2 separate regions of the Homo sapiens genome follow, and region 2 is linked to region 1. A link is a contact called in ENCODE Hi-C or POLR2A ChIA-PET data. All regions are on one chromosome and are shown on one strand. The core of a region is the stretch at or near the end of the contact, and the rest is flanking DNA. Distances in the headings are between cores, read along the strand shown.

Region 1 (4,846 bases), core at 2,317-4,816:
GACTAAAGATATCGTAAAGATACTAAAAAATAGTACTGATGGAACTGATGGATGAATATCCAAACAGCAGAAATAGAGCAGGAAGAACTTCCTAGACTTACTATGGCCTGAGTAAACCATCCCCCAAACCAATGCAGGTAATTTGTTCTGTTTCCATGCTCACCAATCCATGTTCTGATGACCAAATTGGTTTTTCAGGTATCCTACCAGGAAGAAGATGCTCTGAATAATGATTACAAGTCCTGTGGTCAATGTAAAAATGTCTATCTCTTTGTAAATTAATATTCCACACAACAGATCAATCTCCTGTATATCTGTTACTCTGAATCTATTTACCAGAACATTAACACTGATGGATGACAGAAAAAAATCAAATATTTAAGTCTGCAAAGCAAAGGACGAGACCATGGATTCCTGATGACTCAGCCAAACTCTTATTTTTTCAGCCACATTTCACAGAAATATCAGAACCTGGTATTAACAGCTATGATTTAATTTTAGCAGTGTTTTAAAGTTAGATCTTCTCCATTCATCAAATACACCAAAGAGGAAATTTGGTTTATGATACCAAAGGCATGTAAATAAGTATACAAAACTATATAGGCCAGTAAGAAGCATTTTTAATATAAGCTAGAATAAAATCAATGCTACTCTCTAATTCTCTACCATCAATTCTTAATTCTTCTTCAAGCTTACCCACTGGCAAACTGCTTTTCCAAAACTATTCTAGTTAGTGCATCAAAACAAAAACCCTGATTTACTTAGCACATTTCATTTTGAGAATGTGACAGATAAAACAGGCAAAAGATGACAGACTTTATGCCTTTATGCTTAGGCTACTGAAAAACACAGTTATGCCTATTCTGTTATCTTCTGAGTAAATGTATCAATCACTGCGCATTTAATTATATTTTGTCTTACTCTACTATTTGCCTTATAATGTTATTCAACTTCTTTCTTGTCTATTTCTGATCCCTCCCACATAACTGAAAAAGCAATAGAAGGGACAATGTGCTATACTTAACATATCCCTTCTATCTCGCTATCAAAGTAATGTCCAAATGGTCATCCTAGACCTCCCCTTTCATCTCATTCCCTAGATCCAAACAAATCACTATCAATATATGCATCCACCTTTTTCATATCCTTGTTTTCACCAGCCTAGACTAAGCATGTTTCTCTCTATCCTTGGATTTCTGCAATAGTTTCCTAACTGGTCTTCCTAAATTATGAACTCCCAAATCAGCTCTCCACATTGCAAAGTTTTTAAAACACATCTGAACTTCTGGTTTTAGGCTCACAGAGGAAGATGCTTCTGTCCTCTTCTACTCTTCTTTTTCATCACTTAAAAACAAGAACAGCTGGGCATGGTGGCTCATGCCTGTAATCCTAGCACTTTGGAAGGCTGAGGCGGACAGATCACCTGAGGTCAGGAGTTTGAGACCAGCTTGATCAACATGGAGAAATCCTGTCTCTACTGAAAATACAAAATCAGCTGGCCACGGTGGTACATGCCTGTAATCCCGGCTACTTGGGAGGCTGAGGCACGAGAATCGCTTGAACCTGGGAGGCGGAGGTTGCAGTGAGCCAAGATCACGCCATTGCACTCCAGCCTGGGCAACAAGAGCGAAACTCCATCTCAAAAAAAAAAAAAAAAAGAACAACTTACTGAAAAACAAACTCCATCTTTCATTCAATAGAAGATATCTATATCCCTGAACCATGTTAGGATGCAGTTAAAAATAGTCAACCACTTAGACGAGTAGAAGATAAAACCTAACTGTTTACAGAGATGATGTCTGGTAAATAAGCTGATTTGCCCTGAAGAAAGGCTCAGGAATGGTATGTACCAGGTACCTCAGGAGGCAGAGGTAAGGCAGGGGGCTGAAAATAGGAGATTTTTTTTTTTTAATCCACAAGGAACCTCCCAGTTCCCAAATTCCATCTTCACACAGTGAAGCAACTAACCTTCCTCTTAACCTTCTTACGAGAAAAAAGGTATGTATTCTAGAGATGTTGAAATAAATATTTCAGGCTCATGAAAATTAGTCCCATAGGAGGATAAGAGTGAACTGTTGGACTGAAAATAAGGCTAAGTCAGCATTCTGAAAGGTGAGATCCACAGTCCCTATTCCCATCCAACTCTAGAACACTAGTGGACAAGCAGGAACCTTTAAAAATCCTTTTTTTTTCCCCTAAAGCTGAAAATAACTTCATACACTGACACTTGGATGTTCCCAAAGAAAAAAGCGAATCAAACAATAACCTTAAGAGATAATACAGCCCTCTGTTTGATAATTCCAGCCCATGTCCTCTGAGCTTCTAAGTAATTTTTCAGTACATACTCTTAAATGTGAATAGATAATAAAAGCACCAGACATTTGAGGAAAGCCTAGCACATGAAAGACAGACAAAAACAAACAAAAGGGGGTCGTAGGAGGAAGGGTAGAATGCAGGACAGGCACCATGCTAATTCTTATACTTACTATTTACTGTTGATATTATTCAGTCTTGATAACATTCTGTAACTTATTATTCCCATCTTCTAGATGAGGAAATGACACAGGATTAAGTAAATTATTCAGTCACACAGCTAATTTTGTGGTAAAGACAGGAAAGGAATCCAAGGCTACCTGACCCCAATACCTGGGCTTTTAACCATAAGCATTACCATTCCCTTTAGGACTTATCTTCACATACAAACACCTCGATTTCATAATAATGATGCCTCTTTCTTGTGGCACTACCCTCCTCCTAATGGACAAGTTGAAAGTGCTTTCTCAGAGTTCTAGAGCCCCACTTCCTCAGGAGCCTCAATGTAAAATGAACCTCTCTAAACGTAGAAACAAAGATCTTCAAACTGTTCACAGCATAATAATTTCCCATATGACATACTCCCTGACAGGTTGCAAAGGTCTTGACAAATGAAAGGAGAGGAGCACTAACAAATCATAGATTGGAAAGAGAATGGAAGCCTTCATATTACTTCTCCTAGAAGACTTAGGGAAACATAGAAATGAAGTTTTAATAATCAAATGCTGCTGAGAATAGTAATTATTAGCAAAGGACAGAATTAATGTCAATAAGTAAGTAAAGACAGTATCTATCCTATCCATTCATGGATTAGAAGCAAAAGACAGAAATAAAAAGCAGATAGATCAAAGGAAATTAAAGATAAGGAGAAATGAACCAAGCTGTAGTTTTAATTTTTAATTAGCCAAGTCCTAGGTAACTGGCAATGAGAGAAAGTTTCTGCCAGATGAATCGTGATAACTACAATGTCCCGAATCTATCACCCTAAGAGAATCAGCTATCAAAAAAGACAAGGAAAGGAGGAAGAAAGAACAGTGAAAGATGATGGCTTATGCTTGGGTAAACAGCAAAACTTAAAATCCAAACTATTTTTAAAAAGTATTCTCATCAATGCATTCAAAAGGTTTTGGTTCCAGATGGGCTAGAGTAGCTTGCAGAAGACTAACTCTTGCTGAGAACAAATTGAAAAGCTGAAAGATACACTGCAATCATCTATTTGCAGGCTCAGAAAAGCTTCTTCACAGAGGCAACAAGAACAAGATGGTATAAGATCCTGAAATCGAGAGAACTTAAAGAGGAAGCTGACTTCTGCTAGGGACTTTTTAATTCCGAGCAAGAACTTGAAAATACAGGCTTTGCATCAACAGAACCAACAAATAAAAATAGAAACCAGCAGAGATTTTTGCAGCAATCAGAGGGCCTCAAACATAATGCCAGATTTTTTGCCAAGCAACATTTGCTAAATTCAATGTATTAATGTATTCATTGAGTCAGATAACTAAAAAGCTTAATTTAGTTAGAAGCCAAGGAAAGGAAAAAGGAAAGGAAAAGAAAGGAAAAAGGAAAGGAAAAGGGAAAGGAAAAAGGAAAGGAAAGGAAAGGAAAGGAAAGGAAAGGAAAGGAAAGGAAAGGAAAGGAAAGGAAAGGAAAGGAAAGGAAAAGAAAGAAAACCAACATAGTTTTTGGCAGTTTTACAAAACAAAATTACACATCAGGACCAGCCAGGGTTAAGACCTCAGACTAAACACCAGAATCTAAGGTGAAATAAAAAGGTAAGTCACACACTGGGAGAAAATGTTCGCAATACATTTATCTGATGAACCTCAGAGGCATTAAGCTGAGAGAAAAAAGCCATACTCAAAACAGTGCATGCTGTATGACTTCATTTACATGAAGTCCAATAACAGGCAAACGTAATCTACAATAATAGAAATCAGACCTATGGTTTCACACAGGACATTAAGAATGATTGAGACTATGAAGAAACCTTTCTGGCCTCAAGTGATCTGCCCACCTCAGCCTCCCAAAGTGCTAGGATTACAGGAGTGGGCCACCACACCCTGCCTATATAATTATTAAAACTCATCAAATTGTCCACTTACAAAGAGTACATTTCACTGAATGTAAATTTCTTTTTTTTTTTTTTTAATTTTTTTTTTTTAATTATACTCTAAGTTTTAGGGTACATGTGCACATTGTGCAGGTTAGTTACATATGTATACATGTGCCATGCTGGTGTGCTGCACCCACTAACGTGTCATCTAGCATTAGGTATATCTCCCAATGCTATCCCTCCCCCCTCCCCCGACCCCACCACAGTCCCCAGAGTGTGATATTCCCCTTCCTGTGTCCATGTGATCTCATTGTTCAATTCCCACCTATGAGTGAGAATATGCGGTGTTTGGTTTTTTGTTCTTGCGATAGTTTACTGAGAATGATGGTTTCCAATTTCATCCATGTCCCTACAAAGGACATGAACTCATCATTTTTTATGGCTGCATAGTATTCCATGGTGTATATGTGCCACATTTTC
Region 2 (4,883 bases), core at 797-3,296, 44 kb before region 1:
AATCCTAGGTCTCTTCAGAATTATGCTAAATCTATTCTGCCTGTGCTCTCTAAATGGAACAACAAAGCCTGAATGACAGCACATCTCTTTACCATATGGGTTACTCAATATTTTAACCCAGCTTCTGGGACCTACTGCTTAGAAAAACAGATTCCTTTCAAACTATTACTATTCATTGACAATGCACTTGGTTACTCAAGAGCTCAGATAGAGATGTACAAAGAGATCAAAGTTGTTTTTCTGGCTGCTAACACAACATCGATTCTGTAGCTCATGGGTCAAGGATTATTTTTGAATTTCAAGTCTTGTTATTTAGAAAAACGAGGCGGGCGGATCACGAGGTCAGGAGATCGAGACCATCCTGGCTAACACGGTGAAACCCCGTCTCTACCAAAAATACAAAAAATTAGCCGGGCATAGTGGCGGGCGCCTGTAGTCCCAGCTACTCGGGAGGCTGAGGCAGGAGAATGGCATGAACCCGGGAGGCGGAGGTTGCAGTGAGCCGAGATTGCGCCACTGCACTCCAGCCTGGGCAACAGAGCCAGACTCCATCTCAAAAAAAAAAAAAAAAAAGAAAAAGAAAATACATTTCATAAAGCTATAATAGCTGCTGTAGATAGTGATTCCTCTTATGGATCTGGGCAAAGTACACTGAAAACTTTCTGGAAAGGATTCACCATTCTAGATGCCATTCATAATTCATGGGAAGAGGTCAAAATATCAACATCAACAAGAGTTTGGGAGAAGTTGATTCTCACCCTTATGGATAATTTTGAGGGATTCAAGACTTCAGCAGAGGAACTGCAGATATGGTGAAGACAGCAAGATAACTAGAATTAGAAGTGGAGTGTGAAGATATGCATGAATTGCTGCAATCTTATGATAAAACCTGAATAGATACGAAGTTGCTTCTTATGGATGAGCAAAAAAAGTGGTTTCTTGAGATGAAAATCTACTCCTGATGTAGATGCTGTGAACACTGTTGAAATGTAAACAAAGGATTTAGACTATGACATAACCTTAACTGATAAAGCAGCAGTAGGGTTTGAGAGGATTGACTCCAATTTTGAAAGAAGCTCTAGTTTGTGTAAAATGCTATCAAACAGGCTGGGCGCGGTGGCTCATGCCTATAATCCCAGCACTTTGGGAGGCCGAGGCAGGCAGAACACCTGAGGTCAGGAGTTCGAGACCAGGCTGCCCAACATGGTGAAACCCTATCTCTACTAAAAATACAAAAAAAAGTAGCTGGGTGTGGTGGTGGGTGCCTGTAATCCCAGCTACTCAGGAGGCTGAGGCAGGAGAATCGCTTGAACCTGGGAGGCGGAGTTGCAGTGAGCCGAGATTGCGCCACTGCACTCCAGCCTGGGCAACAACAGCGAAACTCCGTCTGGAAAAAAAAAAAAAATTGCTATCAAACAGCACTGCATGCTACACAGAAACCTCTCATGAAAGAAGGCCAACCAATGCAGCAAATGTAATTGTTGTCTTATTTTAAGAAATTGCTAGAGCCACCCCAACTTTCAGCAACCACTATCCTGATCAGTCAGCACCTATCAACGTTGAGGCAAGACCCTTCACCAGCAAAAAGATTAATACTTGCTGAAGGCTCAGGTGATAATTAGCATTTTTTTTAACAATAAAGTGTTTTAAAATTAAGGTACATGCTTTTCTTTTTAAGACATAATGCTACTGCACACTTAATGGGCTACATAATAGTGTAAATATAACTTATATGCACTGGGAAACCAAAAAATTAGTGACTCACTTTATTCAGATATCTACTTTACCGCATTGGTCGGGAACTGAGCCTAAAATAGTTCTCACTTTTTGAGGCTAACGATGCCTTTTTCCCCTATGGCCCTGGGTAAATGGTCACCTTTTTTACTGCTTCCCTGAATCTTCACGAAAATTTTACTAGACATTATTTGAAATGTACACGCCAGGCTTTTATAGCTCCTTCCTTGTATGACAAGACACCAGCAGGACTTACTTCCCCATCTGGGCAAGACAAACTTAAGAAAATGGCCAGAACCTGCAGATGGCGCCAAAAGCAACCTCTAGTGACACTCATTGTTCATTAGCATAAGATACTCCGACCAACACCATGATACTTTACAAATGCCACAACTCAGAAGTTACCACTCCTTTTCTAGGGATTTCTGAAAAACCTGTGCCTTAATTTGCATGTAATTAAAAGTGGGTGTAAATTATTAACCAACAGCCCACAAGGGCTCTCGGCACACTGCCTATAGGTTAGCCCTGCTCCGCAAGGTGGCAGTGTGAGTTTAATAAAGTTGCTGTGTTTCACTGCTGACTCATTCTTGAATTCTTTTCTGTGCAAAGCCAAGAAACCTCCCAGGCTAAGCAAATCTTGGGTCTCGCATACCCTGCATCATTGCTAGAGAACAGAGGTCTTATATCTCATCTCCAGGCATAAGACCAGTCTTCAGCCCCTAGTATCTACATCCAGTTGAGAGGGCCAGTTGCTGAAAGCAACTGTAGAAATGATGCAGGGTATGTGAGACCCAAAATTTGGGGCTTAGTCTGGGAGGTTCTGATAAAACCATTGCAATGACACTGATTTCCCTTTTTGGTTCTAGTACCTGACAATTGTCTATTTTTGCTTTCTAGCTTGACCATATTTAGTATTTTTGTTGTTAATACTTTATTCTACTGGCTGATTTTATTTAGTATTAAAGAGGGTCTTCAGTCTACCAGACCATTTGAAAGTCTATTGTTTATTATTTTCTTCATTCTGTCTTAAAACTAATTTCTTAAACATAAAAATAAAACCATCCCATACCCTGGTATACCCTCCATCAACACTTCATAATTTTAATATTTGCTATATGTTTTTAATTTATTGTTTTGAGACAGAGTCTCACTCTGTCACCTAGCCTAGAGTATAGTAGTGTGATCACAGCTCACTATAATACTGAACTCCTAAACTCAAGTGATCCTCCCACCTCAGCTCCCAAGTAGCTAGGACTACAGGCGAGCACCACCAAACCCAGCTAATTTCTTTACTTTTCGTAGAAATGGAGTCTCACTATTACCTAGGCTGGTCTTGAGGTACTGGTCTCATACAATCCACCTGCCTCAGTCTCCCAATGCACAAGGATTACTGGCATTAGCCACCATGCACAGCCAACTGCCCTATATATTTCAAACCCACTTTCTAAAAAAGTCAGAAATGTTTATAGATGATTTAAGTCTCCATCCCTTCTCCATCTTATTTTCTTTTCTTTCTTTTTTTTTTTTTTTTTTTTTTTTTTTTGGAGACAGGGTCTCACTCTGTCACCTGGGCTGGAGTGCAGTGGTGCAGTCACAGGTCACTGCAGCCTCAACCTCCCGAGCTCAAGCAGTTCTCCTGTCTCAGCCTGTAATGTAGCTGAGACTACAGCCATGGACCACCATGCCCAGCTAATCTTTGTTTTTCGTTTTCTGTTTTTGTAGAGACAGGGTTTTGCCATGTTGCCCAAGTTGGTATCTCATTTCTTTTCCTTCTTCCCTTCCCAGAAGTGTGAGAAAGTTATACCACCATGTTTTTTATATTTTTACATTATATATGAATTCATATTAAAGAATACTGAATTTTTTTGTTTTTCAAAGTATTCTATAAATCATACCAATCTGAATCTATTGTTTTGTTACAAAAGTAATGGTTTCCAGCTGTCCCTATACTCATTTATTTCTTATTTATTTCATTTTATTTATTTTCAGACTGTAGATTTTGGGGGTTTGTTGTTTTATTTATATATTTTAATTAACAAAAATTGAATATATTTATCACGTACAATATAATGTTTTGAAATATGTATACATTGTAGAATGGCTAAATGGGGCTAACATATGTATTACCCTACATATTTTAGCATTTTTTTGGTGAGAACACCTACAATCAACTCTCTACCCAACTTTCAAAAATATGATACATATATTCTTTTTTTCTTTTTTTTCTGAGACAGGGTCTTACTCTGTTGCCCAGGCTGGAGTGCAGTGGCACAGTCTCAGCTCACTGCAACCTCCCTCTCCCAGGTTCAAGCAATTCTCCTGTCTCAGCCTCCCAAGCAGCTGAGATTACAGGCACTTGCCACCATGCCCAACTAATTTTTGTATTTTTAATAGAGACGGGATTTCACCATGTTGGTCAGGCTGGTCTCGAACTCCTGATCTTGTGATCCACCCCCCTCGGCCTTCCAAAGTGCTGGGATTACAGGTGTGGGCCACTGCACCCAGCCTCTAATACATACATTCTTATTAAGTACTGTCATCATGTTATACAATACAGCTCATGAACTTACCCCCCTAACTGAAATTTTGTATCCTTTGACCAATACCTCCCCAACTCCCCAGACTCTAGTTTTGATAAAACCAGTCATTCAAATCCTCCTTTAACTATCACTACCATCCTTTTCCTCAAAAAGACAACTGGTTTAATTTCGTATGTGTGTTTTTGTGTTTTAACAAATAAGAATGCTCCAACTATTGCCCTGAAGCAGCTCACTGTCTAAGAGGACAAAAGCATGTAAACAATACTATAGTAGGATATGTGCTATAATAGTATGTAAAATGTGTAAAACGACTAAAAAGAGACAGTAAATGACCTACAGAAAATAAAGGTATGCATTCCAGAGGACACAGTACTTGAGCAGGCTTCGTGCTTCTCAAGATGAAATGGAGTACGTCAGGCAAATAAAAGGTGGAGAACATTCCATACAGAGAAAACATTATGGCCAAAGACACAGATGTATGAAATTAAGGTACGTTCTGGAAAGTAAAAGTAGGTCAAATCAAGAATACCTAGTACCCAGATCTTATTTTCTAATACCACTGTTCAATAAAAGGAACCAGTGTTCCTTGTAGAAATGGCTAATTCTAGG

The links. A loop is a pair of places that touch in the nucleus more often than their neighbours do. ChIA-PET counts read pairs that join two places held with the same protein, here RNA polymerase II (POLR2A). Pooled maps may share reads with other maps.
Region 2: a map with no recorded cell type shows a loop between it and region 1 (4-fold over the local background). The contact joins two enhancer-like sites. A Hi-C loop is called at or near these places in 6 of 168 maps with a recorded cell type or tissue (B cell, CD4-positive, alpha-beta memory T cell, CD8-positive, alpha-beta T cell and 3 more), 22 of 37 single-sample maps with no recorded cell type and 13 of 50 pooled maps. POLR2A ChIA-PET finds 5 or more read pairs at or near these places in 3 of 52 experiments (AG04450, OCI-LY7 and activated CD4-positive, alpha-beta T cell).

The regions. Positions count from the first base shown.
Region 1 is chr1:50,913,730-50,918,575 of GRCh38, forward strand. The region is part of intron 1 of FAF1 (Fas associated factor 1); the gene reads right to left. Among named protein-coding and RNA genes, the nearest start is that of FAF1, 44 kb to the right of the region's middle. Within about 2 kb of position 3,567, at least 3 of the 41 ENCODE cell types and tissues checked have a DNase peak (open chromatin) inside an H3K27ac peak, as active enhancers do; they include OCI-LY7, where a contact is called at or near this core.
Region 2 is chr1:50,871,510-50,876,392 of GRCh38, forward strand. All of the region lies in intron 1 of FAF1 (Fas associated factor 1), which reads right to left. Among named protein-coding and RNA genes, the nearest start is that of FAF1, 86 kb to the right of the region's middle. RefSeq lists an enhancer at 2,148-2,442. Within about 2 kb of position 2,047, at least 3 of the 41 ENCODE cell types and tissues checked have a DNase peak (open chromatin) inside an H3K27ac peak, as active enhancers do; they include OCI-LY7, where a contact is called at or near this core.